Linked DNA regions of Homo sapiens: region 2 is linked to region 1. The links are chromatin contacts, found by Hi-C or POLR2A ChIA-PET in ENCODE. All regions are on one chromosome and are shown on one strand. Each heading gives the region's core, a stretch centred on a gene start or an enhancer-like site at or near the end of the contact. The rest is flanking DNA. Distances are from core to core; before and after follow the strand shown. Region 1 holds the start of DMAC2L (distal membrane arm assembly component 2 like). Region 2 overlaps LINC01599 (long intergenic non-protein coding RNA 1599).

Evidence for each region. A loop is a pair of places that touch in the nucleus more often than their neighbours do. ChIA-PET counts read pairs that join two places held with the same protein, here RNA polymerase II (POLR2A). Pooled maps may share reads with other maps.
Region 2: a pooled map shows a loop between it and region 1 (9-fold over the local background). The contact joins the enhancer-like site here to the promoter of DMAC2L in region 1. A Hi-C loop is called at or near these places in 1 of 37 single-sample maps with no recorded cell type and 10 of 50 pooled maps. POLR2A ChIA-PET finds 5 or more read pairs at or near these places in 3 of 52 experiments (AG04450, HCT116 and activated naive CD4-positive, alpha-beta T cell).

The regions. Positions count from the first base shown.
Region 1 is chr14:50,309,641-50,317,159 of GRCh38, forward strand. It overlaps DMAC2L (distal membrane arm assembly component 2 like), which reads left to right and starts at 2,684. Exons shown (of 6, transcript NM_001382507.1): 1 at 2,684-2,749; 2 at 4,951-4,986. It overlaps L2HGDH (L-2-hydroxyglutarate dehydrogenase), which reads right to left and starts at 2,589. Exons shown (of 10, transcript NM_024884.3): 1 at 2,371-2,589. The coding sequence starts at 2,510. RefSeq lists silencers at 2,649-2,778, 2,839-3,068.
Region 2 is chr14:50,034,522-50,042,040 of GRCh38, forward strand. It overlaps LINC01599 (long intergenic non-protein coding RNA 1599), which reads right to left. Exons shown (of 9, transcript NR_131171.1): 5 at 4,871-4,948; 6 at 4,494-4,736. Among named protein-coding and RNA genes, the nearest start is that of LINC01588, 31 kb to the left of the region's middle. RefSeq lists silencers at 3,404-3,493, 3,930-4,224 and an enhancer at 4,084-4,133. Within about 2 kb of position 4,395, at least 16 of the 41 ENCODE cell types and tissues checked have a DNase peak (open chromatin) inside an H3K27ac peak, as active enhancers do.

The DNA of each region.
Region 1 (7,519 bases), core at 1,434-3,933:
GTAACACAACAGATAACCTTGTGGCAATAGAATATTTTTATACCACCCTTTTTTTTTTTTTTAAGAGAGTCTTGCTCTGTTGTCCAGGCTTCAGCGCGGCGGTGTAATCACAGGTCACCACACCTTCAACCTCCTGGGCTCAAGCGATCCTCCTGCCTCAGCCCCACAAGTGGCTGGGACTACAGGAGCAAGCCACCACACCTGGCTAATTATTTTTTAATTTTTTTGTAGAGCAGGGGTTTTGCCGTCTCCCTTTGTTGCCCAGGCTGGTCTCCAACTCTGAGGCTCAACCTATCCTCCCACCTCGGCCTCCCAAAGTGCTGAGATTATAGGCATGAGCCAGCATGCCTGGCCACATTTTCATATCTTAATTGAGGTGGTAGTTACACAAATTAATACATATGATTAAACTGCATAGAACTAAACACACACACACACACGAATATATGTAAAACTGATGAAAGCTGAACAATGTCCGTGGATTTTGCCAATATCAATTTCCTAGTTTTGATATTGTACTATAGTTATATAAGATGTTTTCATTGGGGTAAATGGGGTGAAGGGTACATGGGATCTCTTTGTACTGTTTATTTATTTTTATTTTTTATTTTGTAGAGAAGGGATCTTATATTTTGCCCAGGCTGGTCTCAAACTTCTGGGCTCAAGTGATCCTCCTGCCTCAGCCTCCCAAAGCACTGGGATTACAGGCCTGAGTCACCACGCTTGGCCTGTACTATTTTTGCAATTTCCAATGGATCTATAATTACTTCAAAATAAAAGTATAGGCCAGGCACGGTGGCTCACACCTGTAATCTCAGCACTTTGGGTGGCTGAAGAGGGAGGTTCACTTGAGGCCAGGGGTTCGAGACCACCCTGGGCAACGTCTCTACAAAAAAATAGGAAAATAATTAGCTGCCTGTGGTCCCAGCTCCTGGAGGACAGGAAGCATTGGGGAGGGGGGCTGAGGAGGGAGGATCGCTTGAGCCCAGGAGGGTGGAGGCTGCAGTGAGCTATGATTGTGCCACTGCACTCCAGCCTTGGCAACACAGTGAGACCCTGACTCCAAAAATTTTTTAAAAAAACATTTTAAGTATAAACAAAACTTTCACTAGCCCTACTTTTCTTTCCTTAAGAAAAGCTTCCCAAAAGAACTGTCCACATGCCCCATAACAAATCACAATCGCTATTACTGGTATCCCACTCTACTCCCCCTATCCACCAACACGCAGCAGCCAGAGTCAACTTTTAGAACATCAACATTTAATTATTAGCCTCTTCTTTTTTTCTTTTCTTTTCTTTTTTTTTTTTTTTTTTTTTTTGCGAGACAGAGTCTTGCTCTGTCGCCCAGGCTGGAGTGCAATGGTGCGATCTCAGCTTACTGCAATCTCCGCCTCCCAGGTTCAAGCGATTCTCCTAAGGCTCCGGAGTAGTTGGGATTACAGGCGCCCACCACCACGCCAGGCTAATTTTTTTGTATTTTTAGTAGAGACGGGGTTTCACCATGTTGGTTAGGCTGGTCTCCAACTTCTGACCTCAGGCGATCCGCCCGCCTCGGCCTCCTAAAGCGTAGCCTCTTCTTAAAACCCTTTTAAATAGCTTCCCGTGGCTCTTAGAATAAAAGTCAACGTGTGGTTAAAATAAACTAAAAACCTTGCTGTGATGTAGTCCTTCTGGGTCATTCCACACCATATGTCTTCCACTAAACTTCAGTCACACTCATATGGCCCACCTTCTAGTCGTCAAAATAGCCAAAACCTCTCCAAGCCTTACAGCCTTCACACAAACTGTTTCTTCTACAGAGGACAGAGAAAGACAATGGTTTCGAATGTGACGTCCAAACTATAAATCACAGGACACTGAATTCTGCGGGCTTTCATTAGCATAAGAGCTGCCTCCGACGGGGGCAACACTATGCGGGGTGTGCCAGGAACTGATTTAAGACTGTATTCAGATCTTCCAAGCAACGCCAAAGACTCCAGCTTATAAAGAGCATATTTGATTGCTTATACTGTGTGCTAGGTCCTTTTATCCTTCAAATGACCACCTACAGGAGAGACTAAGGTCCAATTCACAACTGAGCCTTTAAGGAGGTTAAGTAACTAGCCCAGAGTTCAACAGAAAGTGGACGGGTTGTTCAAAGCCAGAGCTACTCCCGACCTCTACTCTATACACTGCCTTTCCTCCGGCCCGTAAATACAACGAATGAACCTGCAGGTTGGTAGCTCCTGGGATCCGAGGTTGGAGTGCCACAGGACCCCAACCTGCTCTCACCCCGGGACAGGGAAATACGAACAGGGGCACAGGTCCACCACCAGGTGCCTCCGCGAGGGGCAGCAGCGCAGGCGGCGGGGAGGACCAGCGGCCACTCACCTGGTGCTGGCGCTGCGGCTACCTCCACACAGCGGTCTTGGCCTCCCAGACGCGAACCCGCACGCCCCAGGGGAGCCACCGGCGAAAAGCCCGCGGGCCCGTCCGCAGGCACCAACCAAATAACGCAGCGCTGGCACCATCCCCTACGCACGCTCCCCTCCCTCAGCGCTCAGAAGAAGCCACTTGACCCTCCACGGCCGAGGACCCGCGCTCTTTAGCCCCGCCCCTCACGCGGGGGCCAATGAAGTGGCGCGCCTTCGCCCCATGTGGGAGAGGCTGCGGTGGCCAATAGGCGCGCGCGTCGGAGGGCGAAGGGCCGGCCAGGGTGCCGCAGACGCGGGGACGCTGGCTCGCTCCCTCCCTCCCTCCCTCCGACGCTGTGAGTAGAGAAGCTAGGCCCCGAGCCGGGCGGGACTAGGGTGGTGGTTGTGTTCTGCCCTCGCCCGTCGCCAACGCTGGGCTGACTGAAAACCTGGCCCTTTGGGTCGCGCGTCTTCGACCTTCACCGCCATGCGGACATGGGGCCGTGGGAGAAACTCTGGGCGGGATTACGGTGAAAATTCTTGTTTGGGCGGGCCCTGCGGCTTCTTTCTTCCGGCTCGCCCTCGGCCCCGCCCCCGCCCCGCCCCCGCTCCAGCTCCAGCCGGGTCCTCGCTCGGCCCCGCACGCGGCCCGCGGTAGACGGAGGGCCTGGGCACCCACCGTCTCCATCCCGGCCCCAGCCCAGTCGAGCGTCCACTAGAAGGGCGCTCCCTGTCCGGCCCTAATCCTCGCTCCTCACGGAGGCTCTTTGTCACAGCGAAGACTGACAGCCCGCAGTCTTCTGGACTTCTTTTATGGGGCTCCTGGCGGTGCTATTCATTCAGTCATTGATTCGTCTTGTAAATATGGAGCGCCTGCTCTGTACTCGACCCGGCACTGGGTACCGGAAGAACCAGACAGCTCGGTTTTTGCCACCATTTATAAGTCTGTGTCCTTTTCTTGAGTACTGAACCGAGATACAGTTTTAAATGTGCTGTGCGGTCTCTGAGCAGCGACTCACCTGTGCAGGTCACTTCACCTGATTCCCTTTATGTAAAAATGAGGGCGATGGGCTGTGTAATCTCTAAAGGACCTTCTAACTCTTTAAAATTGTCACTGTGCCGGTGTTGCTAACACTCATTCTGTATGCTTGATGGCAGTTTTTAATTTTTAGGGTTAGGACAGCTGAACATAACAAATAGAATTATACAGATTTATTACCAGAAGGACTTCGTGTGCCTCTAAGAATCTTGGTTCCAGTCTTTGGTCAGGTAGCTCCAGGAAATCACTTCACCTCTTTGCCTCAGACCCTCCTCAGTGAACTAGGAATGATAGCAGTGTCTCCCTAGTCTTAGGGCCGTTGAGCGGATTACACGAGATAAGGTCAGCAGGTGTTTAGCACAGTGAAGCATTTGCTACGTGATGACATTTATTATGGTTAAAGGGTTTTACCACCAGAACAGTGGTACATAGTTTGCTTTATTTGTTAAAACAATGTAGAATATTGCCTGCTTGTTCCATCACAGATGAAAAAAAGAGATGGTTATTCAACTTTGTGAGGTAATTGTGGATTTCCATGCAATTGTAAGAATAGAGATTCTGTGTACCCTTTACCCAGTCTTCCCAGTGGTAGCATCTTGCAAAACTAGTACCATATCACAACCAGGTAATTGACATTCACACAATCCATTGATCTCATTCAGATTCCTCATTTTGTATTAGTGTTCTCTGTGTATATTTAGTTCTATATGGTTATCAGGTGTGTAGATTCTTGTATCCACCACCACAGTCAAGGTACAGCCCAGGTCCATCACCACAAGGGTCCCTCCAGTTGCCCTTTTATAACCACAACTTACCTTTGCAGCCCCACCCAATCTATTCTCTGTTTCTAAAATTTTGTTATATCAAGAATGTTACATAAATGTAATTATTGTAATTATACAGTATGTAACTTTTATTGACTCTTTTTCATTCAGCATAATCCCTTGAGATATATCCAAACTGTTACATGTATCAGTAGTTCCTTCCTTTTTATTACTGAGTGGTATTCCATAATGTAGATGTACTACAGTATTGATATGGTTTGGCTGTGTCCCCACCCAAATCTCATCTTGAATTGTAACTCACCATTCCCATGTGTTGTGGGAGGAACCAGGTGGGAGGTGATTGAATTATGGAGGCAGGTCCTTCCTGTGCTGTTCTCCAGATAGTGAATGAGCCTCACAAGATGTGATGGTTTTAAAAACGGGAGGTTTCCCTGCACAAGTTCTTTCTTTGCATGCTGCCATCCATGTAAGATGTGACTTGCTCCTCCTTGCCTTCCACCATGATTGTGAGGCCTCCCCAGCCATGTGGAACTGTAAGTCCATTAAACCTCTTTTTCTTCTCGGTCTCGGGTATGTCTTTATCAGCAGTGTGAAAATGGACTAATACAAGTACATTCAACTGTTCACTCATTGAAGGACATTTGAGTTGTTTCTAGTTTTTAGCTATTGTGAATCAAGCAGCTGTGAACATGAGTGTACAGCCTTTTGTGTGAACCTGTTTTTGTTTCTCTAGGATAAGTGCCCAAGAGTACAATTGCTGGGTCATATGGTAAGTGCATGTTTATTTTTTATTTTTATTTTTGAGACAGGGTTATGCTCTGTTGCCCAGGCTGGAGTGCAGTGGTGCAATCTCAACTCACTGCGGCCTCTGCCTCCTGGTCTCAAGCAATTCTCCTGCCTCAGCCTCCTGAGTAGCTGGGACTATAGGCACATGCCACCACGCCCGGCAAACTCTCATATTTTTAGTAGAGATGCGGTTTCGCCATGTTGACCGGGCTGGTCTTGAACTCCTGACCTCAAGTGATCTGCCTGCCTCAGCCTCCCAAAGTGCTGGGATTACAGGTGTGAGCCACTGCACCCAGCCTATTGTATCATTCTTTTTTATTTATTTGCTTATTTATTTTTTTGAGACAGAGTCTCGCTCTGTCACCCAGGCTGGAGTGCAGTGGCATGATCTCAGCTCACTGCAAGCTCTGCCTCCCGGGTTCACACCATTCTCCTGCTTCAGCCTCCTGAGTAGCTGGGACTATAGGCACCTGCCACTATGCCCGGCTAATTTTTTATATTTTTAGTAGAGACAGGGTTTCACCGTGTTAGCCAGGATGGTCTCAATCTCCTGGCCTCGTGATCCACCCGCCTCGGCCTCCCAAAGTGTTGGGATTACAGGCATGAGCCACTGCGCCCAGCCTATTATGTCATTCTTATGCCTTTGCATCCTCATAGCTTAGCTCCCACTTTTGAGTAAGAACATACGATGTTTGGTTTTCCATTCCTGAGTTACTTCACTTAGAATAATAAACTCCAGGCCAGGTGCAGTGGCTCACGCCTGTAATCCCAGCACTTTGGGAGGCCAAGGCAGGTGGATCACGAGGTCAGGAGATTGAGACCATCTTGGTCAACATGGTGAAACCCCATCTCTACTAAAATACAAAAAATTAGCTGGGCGTGGTGGCATATGCCTGTAATCCCAGCTACTTGGGAGGCTGAGGCAGGGGAATCACTTGAACCTGGGAGGCGGAGGTTGCAGTGAGCTGAGACTGCGCCACTGCACTCCAGCCTGGCGACAGAGCAAGATTCTGTTTCACAAAAAAAAAAAAAAAAAAAAAAAAAAAGAGTAATAAATTCCAATCCTATTCAGGTTGCTGCGAATGCCATTAATTCATTCCCTTTTATGGCTAACTAGTATTCCATCATATATATATACCACAGCTTCTTTATCCACTCATTGATTGATGGGCATTTGGGTTGGTTCCACATTTTTTGCAATTGCAAATTGTGCTGCTATAAACATGCGTGTGCAAGTATCTTTTTTGTATAATGACTTCCTTTCCTCTGGGTAGCTACCCAGTAGTGGAATTGCTCGATCAAATGGTAGTTCTAATTTTAGTTATTTAAGGAATCTCCACACTGTTTTCCATAGTGGTTGTACTAGTTTACATTCCCACCAGCAGTGTAGAAGTGTTCCCTTTACACCATATCCACGCCAACATCTATTTTTTTTTAATTTTTTGATTATGGCCATTCTTGCGGGGAGTAAGGTGGTATCACATTGTGGTTTTGATTTGCATTTTCCTGATGATTAGTGATGTTGAGCATTTTTTCATATATTTCTTGGCCATTCATATATCTTCTTTTGAGAATTGTCTTCATGTCCTTAGCCCACTTTTTGATGGGATTGTTTTTTTCTGCTAATTTGTTTGAGTTCATTGTAGATTCTAGATGTTAGTCTTCTGTCAGATGTATAGATTGTGAAGATTTTCTCCCACTATGTGGGTTGTCTGTTTACTCTGCTGACTGTTCCTTTTGCCACGCAAAAGCTCTTTAGTCCCAACTATTTATCTTTGTTTTTATTGCATTTGCTTTTGGGTTCTTGGTCATGAAACCCTTGCCTAAGCCAATGTCTAGAAGGGTTTTTCTGATGTTATCTTCTAGAATTTTTATAGTTTCAGGTCTTAGATGTAAGTCCCTGATCCATCTTGAGTTGATTTTTGTATAAGGTGAGAGATGAGGATCCAGTTTCATTCTCCTACATGTGGCTTGCCAGTTATCCTAGTACCATGTGTTGAATAGGATGTCCTTTCCCCACTTTATATGTTTGTTTGTTTTGTTGAAGATCAGTTGGCTATAAGTATTTGGGTTTCTTTCTAGGTTCTCTGTTTTGTTCCATTGGTGTATGTGCCTATTTTTATACCAGTACCATGCTGTTTTGGTGACTATGGCCTTATGGTATAGTTTGAAATCAGGTAATGTTGTGCCTCCAGATTTATCTTTTTGCTTAGTCTTGCTTTGGCTATGTGGGCTCTTTTTTGGTTCTATATGAATTTTAGGATTGTTTTTTCTAGTTCTCTGAAGAATGATGGTATTTTTATGGGAATTGTATTGATGGGAAGACTAATATCCAGAATCTGCAATGAACTTGAAGCAATTTGTAGATTGCTTTTGGCAGTATGATCATTTTCACAATGTTGACTCTATCCATCCATGAGCATGGGATGTGTTTCCATTTGTTTATGTCATCTGTTATTTCTTTCAGCAGTGTTTTGTAGTTTTCCTTTTAGAGGTCATTCACCTCCTTGGTTAGG
Region 2 (7,519 bases), core at 3,145-5,644, 270 kb before region 1:
ACACACACACTGTGGCAAACAACATGGCTTGGGAATGGCTTTCACTCAGCACAGCAATCTCAATCAGGAACTACTGTGTCCAACACAGGATCGCATGGACTCCAGTTCATGCACTTAAAGATGTCGTGGTTAAATGTATGGACTCTGGAGGGAGTCTGTTTGGGTTCAAACCCCACCTTTTCAGCTGGGTGCAGTGGCTCACTCCTGCAATTTCAGCACTTTGGGAGGCTGAAGTGGGAAGATTGCTTGAGGCCAGGAGTTCAAGATCAGCCTGGGCAACATAGCGAGACCCCAGCTCTACACAAATAAACAAACAAAAACCCCCAAATCTCACCTTCTCTATGTATTAGCTGCTAACCTTAAGTTGCTTAGCCTCTCTGTGCCTCAGTTTCCTCATCTGTCACAACAACAAAAGGAATTAGAATATTAAAGCACTTCAAATAGTTTCTGGCAAATTAGCAAGCACTACTTATATAGTTGCTACTGGTGCAAATAACAGCCTTTCTGAAAGGGAACCATCCGATGCTTGAAGGGATGCAGCGTTTCAAGGCCACGAGGATGTTGGTGGTTTTTTTTTTCACTTTCCATCAGCTACAGAAATATAGGGGAGGCTAGCTGCTCCCCACATCTTCATGTCCCGATGTGAGGCTACAGGGAAATCGCTTGACTCCAGTGGCTGTCACCAAACTCCTCTGTTCTTTGGTACTTGAAGGATCTTGCCTGAGTTTGCTAGGGCTACCCCGACAAGTTATCACAAACTAGGTGACATAACCAACAGAAATTTGTCTTCTCAGAGTTCTAGAAGCTAGAGGTGCAAGATCAAGGTGTTGGCAGGGCTGGCTCCCCTGAGGGCTGAGAGGGAGAATCTGTTGGATGCCTTTCCCATGCTTCTGGTGGTTTGCTGGCAATCTCTGGTATTCCTTGGCTTGTTGAAGCACCACCCTGACCTCTGCCTGTATCTCACATGCTGTTCTCACTGTGGGTGTGTCTGTCCCCACCTTTTCTTTTTTTTCTTTTTTTCTTTTTTTTTTTTTTTTTTTTTTTGAGAAGGAGTCTCACTCTGTCACCCAGGCTGGAATGCAGTGGCTCAATCTCGGCTCACTGCAACCTCTGCCTCCCGGGTTCTTCTGCCTCAGCCTCCCAAGTAGCTGGGACTACAGACGCGTGCCCCTACACCTGGCTAATTTTTGTATTTTTAGTAGAAATGGGGTTTCACCATATTGGACAGGCTGGTCTCAAACTCCTGACCTTGTGATCCGCCCCCTTGGCCTCCCAAAGTCCTGGGATTACAGACATGAGCCGCCACCGCACCCGGCCAAATTTCCCCTTTTCATAAGGACAGGAGTTATATTAGATTAGGGCTGACCTTAATGACCACATTTTAACTTGATTACCTCTGTAAAGACTATCTCCAAATAAGGCCATAGTCTGAGGTACTGGGGTTTAAGCCTTCAACTTTTTTTTTGAGGCAGGGGCAGAGGGGACAGAATTCTATGCATCCCCAGCCTCACCGCACCCAAAGCCAGCATGCTGAGGCCTGCAATCACCCCAGACAGCCCCAAAGGTTTGTAACTAAACATGCTGACCTTCTCCCCTTGACTCTTGATGTTTTGGATTTGGTTAGCCAGAGGCTGGGGAAACAGATCCATTAAATTCTGCGTAGCTTGAAAAACCCATCTGCGTAGCTTGAAAAACCCAAGGCAGGGCAGGTCAGTGAAAGCACCTCCAATAATTCTTGTGGATTCTCTAAAAGGGTATGATTTTTCCAGCTCTGCCTGAGTATTGTAACTCTTCACACTTTCTTGGGAAGGGTGAGAATGGACAGGAAAGACCAGTTGCTTTGCTGGACTTTGTGTGATTCCCTGCGGCAGGACCTTTGCCAGGGCAGCCACTGAGGGAAGGTAGCCAAGACTTGGAGCACCTTCGGGCTGTGAGCCTCATTCATTCCTGGAGGCAAAAGTGCCCAGGGCAGGCCTAGCTCTGGTGTGGGAGTCAGGAAAGAGAGGAGGTGCAGGGCCGAGGGGAGGATAAGGGGATCAAGGAGGTGATGAAGGAGGCTGGGAAAATAGCTATTGTAATCACAGACTTTTCTATAAAATAGGTAATTTATGTGTAGTGCAGAACAATGATCTTTTCATTAAGCTGAAAAGAAGCTGTGTATAGTAGTTAGGATTATATTTGGCTGTGTGTGACAGAAAATGTCAAAGTAATAGATGCTTTTTTAAAAATTGACCCTTATTTCTCCCTTTTACAAAAGAAGTCGGGAATTAGGCAATCCAGGGCTGGTATGGCAGCCCAAGGCCATCAGGGAAGGAGGCTCCATGTAATACGCTGACCCTCCAACCTTAGCATGTCTCGTCCCTAATGGCTTTTCAGCCTCCAGCCAGGTACCAGGTAGCAGGAAAGGGCCTTCTCAGAGGCCCCGCATATTACCTCTGCTGACATCTCATTGGCCAGAACATAGTAAGGTGGCCACATAATCTTTTCTCTGGGTAGCTATGTACCTAGCAAAAACTGGGGACTTGTTATTAAGAAAAGACAAAAAGTTGGAGACCTACAGTGGTCTCCACTACACTGTATATGAAGGCAAGACAGTTAATTTCTACCTAAATTCCCAAATGTATCCTCAGGAAGAGAATGTTTCTGAAGCATGAATTCTTTGTGCATTGGAGGATCTTCCCTTTCAACCTTCAATTGCACTGCGTGAAAACCACTCCTCAGGTTCTCAGCTTCAACCTCACTTTCTCAAGGAACCCTCCTCAGGCCCCTCAGTCTGCATTAGGCTTCCCTGTTTTATGCTCCCATTGCACCTTATGCTTCTGCTTCAAAGCCTCTGCACCCTGGTCATTATTGACTCATCTGGAATTATGTGTGTAAGGGCTGTCTTGCCTGTAATCTAAACTGTAAGCTCCCTGAGGGCAGACTCTGCTTCACCCTCCACTGTCTTCCAATGTGTGGCACCTAGTAGGCCCTCAATAAGTATTTGTTAAGTGATTGAGTGATTAGAATATGAGAGAGACCCCAGATTCAAGGCCATTTCCACCGAGACCTTTTTTTTTTTTTTTTTTTTTTTGAGACAGAGTTTTGTTCTTGTTGCCCAGGCTGGAGTGCAGTGGCGCGATCTCGGCTCACTGCAACCTCCACCTTCTGGTTTCAAGCAATTCTCCTGCCTCAGCCTCCCAAGTAGCTGGGATTACAGGCATCTGCCACCACGCCCAGCTAATTTTTGTATTTTTAGTAGAGACGGGGTTTCACCATGTTGGCCATGCTGGTCTCAAACTCCTGACCTCGTGATCTGCCCATCTCAGCCTCCCAAAGTGCTGGGATTACAGGTGTGAGCCTCTGCACCCGGCCAACCTTTTCTTTCTTTAACTAGACTTCCCTGGCTGAGACCAAGACAAAACCAGATTCCCCTGAGCTGTGCACCTGCCGGGACTGGAGCAGCCCAAATGCCCATGGGAGGGCTGTTGACTGGGGCTGTCAGACCAGGCTCTCCGAGGAGGACTCCCACACCCACAGCCAACTCCACTTTACAAAACCAGCTCCAGCCAGAAGTATGCTCGGGGGGGCAGGAGAACAGAAACTGCAGTAGTGTGGGTGGATTTTAAATCTGCAAATGCAACTGGCTGCCCAATGTTTGGGAGATAAAATAGGTCACTATCCTCCCCTTGGTTCGGCGTCACTCCCAGGCCCTAAAGGGGAGGGAAGAATTTTGTGATCTTTGCTGTCACAGGCTATGGACAAATTTGGTTATGTTCAGCTTTACAAGAGCTGCCCGCCCACCTGACTCTTGTTCACAAGACCCCTAAAAATCAGAAAAAGATCAGTCCAGGCTGTTCAGAGTTGGATGGGGAATCTTCCTGAGGACAGTTTTTAAAGAGTCCATTTTGACACCAGCCAAGACAAAAGCCAGGACCCAGAGTCTAGACAGCTCCCAAGCCTGCCGTTTTCAACTTGGCCTTAGGATGGAGTCTTCTGTTCTCTGGCAATGAATGACAGGCTTTTAAAGGAGTGACAAAGAGCAAGCCCTGGAGAGAGCCCCATGAGGCCTTGGGGTAAGGGCTTCCAGGACTGTTCATGAGAAGCTGTGCATGTCTCCCTCCAGCTTCCCCAGATGAGACACCAAGATTGAGAAGTGAAGAGTCATCTCCAATTTGGCAGACATCCTGACCCTCCACACTCACCATTCTGATATTTAGTCATTACCATCCTGGCATAGTTAACCACTTCTCCTTCTGACTGAGAAGCTGAAAGTGATATTCAGCCTGGGTGTGATGTGGGGATTTTCTGGGACAGGGCGGAGATGATGAGATGCTGGAGTTGCATGAGCTGGTCATTACAGTCAAGACTTGTGAACCAGTTGTGAAACCCTTGGTAACCTGAAATCTGCTATGGTGGGAGTATTTACACTACAGAAATTGGCCAATGCTGCAAATCAGGGTTTCTTTCTTTTTTCAGTGAGACACTGCACCAGCACACACTGCATTACTCACGCAGGAGGAGCTCTGGGAGGGCGGGAGAAAACCATGGGTGAGCAGAGTTGAGGATGTTTGGTGCTTCCCCTGATGGCTTCATCATGTCATCTTTCTTGGCTCTTCATGGTCAGTGTTTTCTCCGTGGAAACACCAAGAGATTCTACCTCTGCTCCGTCAGCAAACAAGGAAGTCATTGATTTTCATGGCCCCTGTGCTAGAGAACTCCAAGAGCCCAACTTCTTCAAGCAGCAGGCCCATTTTCTGGTGGAGAAGAGAGAAGGCAAAGCCAGGGAAGGGCATTTAATAGTGACAACTCAGCGAAAAGTAGAGGCAGCCCAATGATCAAAGGTGTCTTCCTTCAAAGCCCCTGAGTGAAAACAGCAATCCATGCTTACCGATGAAGGCCACAGGTGATGTTTCTTATGTGAGTGCATCCATCTGCTTCAGGTCATATTTTCAGAGGTCATACAAGGCTGAAAGGAAGCAAATCATTTTCATGAGAAGGATAATAAATGAGACCAGGATTGGTATCGAGAAAAGTTTTTAGACATTTCTGAGCTGGCCAGCCTGGGGAAGAAAGTGCTTCTAGATACACAGATTTCCAGGACTCTCCCTGAGAGGGTTAGATTCTGGGGGTCTGCAGATGGGGCCAAGAACCCGTGTTTTAAACAGCCCCTTCCTCACCCCGTGATCCCGCTGATGGCAGCCTGCGGACCGCACTTGGAGGAACTGGTCTAGTGAGGGTCCTCGGAGGGCGTTTTGCAGTGGGTGGAACTGAACTCTGAGTGGGATCTTCCTTCAGTACCTAGGCCCTGCCCTGCCATGGCTATGGATCTTCAGCACTCATCCTTGGGGACTGGTGCTGGGTGTTACGGGAACAGCATAAAAACACAAAACAAAAAAATTCCATTTCTCACCACCGGCGGTGAGAAATGGGGGTGGAGCCTGGAACTGTGGTCACAGGGCTCCAAGAGGAGCAGCCAGGATGCCATTGCACAACCAGCCACCTCTAAGAGAAGCAGGACCAGGCCCAGGGCTAAGCCTTCACAAGCCCTGCCGCCAGCTGCCAGCCACCCTTCCTCCCTGGGAGAGCCAGAAAGGGAAGCATAGTGAAGCCCTACATGGTGGCCTCCATCAACAGGGAGGCCCCTCTCCTCCCTCTGCCGCAGCCATCCTACTTTCGGCCAGAATGTCCCAGGGCCAAACTGAGGACAGGGCGGCCTCTCCAGAATCCTGCCCTTAGGGGCCCTGCCAGAGACTGGTTTTTCTTGTTGGAGGCACCTCTGCACAGTTTGCATTTATAAGGCCTGAAGAACTCATCCCAAGAACCCAAGCCCACTTGCAAAGATGGGATAGAGAAGGGGCATGGCATTCCACAGATGGGCTCACTCTGGAGAGGAGCTACTGACCCAGCAGCAGTTCCCCCTCCCTCACCCCTGCTCACCACCCCAGGAAGACATCCGAATCCCCATCAAATGGTCCCTGCCAAGAGCATCGTGGTAACATGGGGAAAGAGAGGATGCTAAGTTGCCCCTCTGCCCACTGGACTCCGTCTCATCTGAGGAGAATTCCACAGCAGCCCCTTCTGGGCTGTGCTCTTTATGTCTCTAAGCCACTTCCTGTTTCCTTTTCTAGGTCATAAGCCAGGCTTATAGTTGGTGTGAGTCACTTACCTAGGAAGCCCAGAGCACACGGCTGCCTCTCAGGGAGGGAGCAAAGGATACAGCTTAGAAGTGCAAGGCACTGGTTTGCTCCTAAAACACATAGATTGTCCTAGACTTTTAGCAGTGCTGTGTACCATGGCCCCCAAGCAACGCACGCCTGGGAGATCCGTGATTTGCCCAATTTGCGTTCCTCTGCTGATGCCAGGCTTTCAGTTCCCAGGAGGCACCGGACAAGCGTAGTTTTGCAAATGAAACATTGCTTTGCCAAGGGGCTAGGCCTATCAGACAATCATCAGGCAACAGCCAGCAGGCCCTGTGAAAGTCATGGCCAAGAAGCCATTCAAAAGCATTGTCTTCTAGTAACTAAATTTCAAATCCAGGGGGAAACCACAGCTCAGACATCGGCCAGTGTTCAGCAATCTGGATTCACAGGGAAACGGACAGGAATAGATTCTGCACAAGTCTATTGTGCATTGTTTTCCCTTCATGACATCTAGGCAGTTTATTCCTCCTGACTTCCACTACTCACTGCATGAGGATTATTCTGTGGAAACCAGAGTACTAAGGACGAGGCGCTGGATGATTTGGTCAAAGTCAAATGTGCCAAGTCAGCATCGAGCAGCTATTTTTGCCTTCCAATTCCATTCCCTGAACTTTTTTTCTGTGAAAGTGTCTTGTAAGCTGGAACACACCTGAGGTGGCAGAGGAAAAGCAGAGTTCGAATCTCTTCCCCAGGCCTCTGAGTGAGTTTTGCATTCAGGGATGATACTGGGGCAAGGGGCTTGAAAGGTCCTGATGTTGCTGACACCCACATAAAACACTTTCTGCAGCAGGGAAGGGAAGGGGAGAGGAAAGAACAGGCAGAGAAAGACCCAGAAACTCAGATCAGCCTAGGATGAGGGTAGCTGTCCTGAAAACAATCAGAAATCCAGAGTCCTGACTCTCCAGCAGGTATGGTCTTGATCCTAGTGAGATTATCTTCAAAGAGAAAACAAACTCTAGTCATGCAGAGAAGCAGCATTGTTCCATGCAGATCTATAAAAAACAACAGAAAGAGCATCATCCCCTTAATTATTGAGGGAATAGGAAAATAGGAATCCGCATACCCTGCTGTTGAGAATATAAACTGGAAAAACTGAGGTGGGGAATCAGTTGAGGCCAGGAGTTCAAGACCAGCTTGCCTAACGTGGCGAAACCCCATCTCTACTAAAAATACAAAAATTAGCTGGGTGTGGTGGAGTGCACCTGCAATCCCAGCTACTCGGGAGGCTTAGGCTAGAGAATCGCTTGAACCTGGGAGGCAGAGGTTGCAGTGAACTGAGGTCACACCACTGCACTCCAGCCTGGGCAACAGAATTAGACTCTGTCTCAAAATAAATA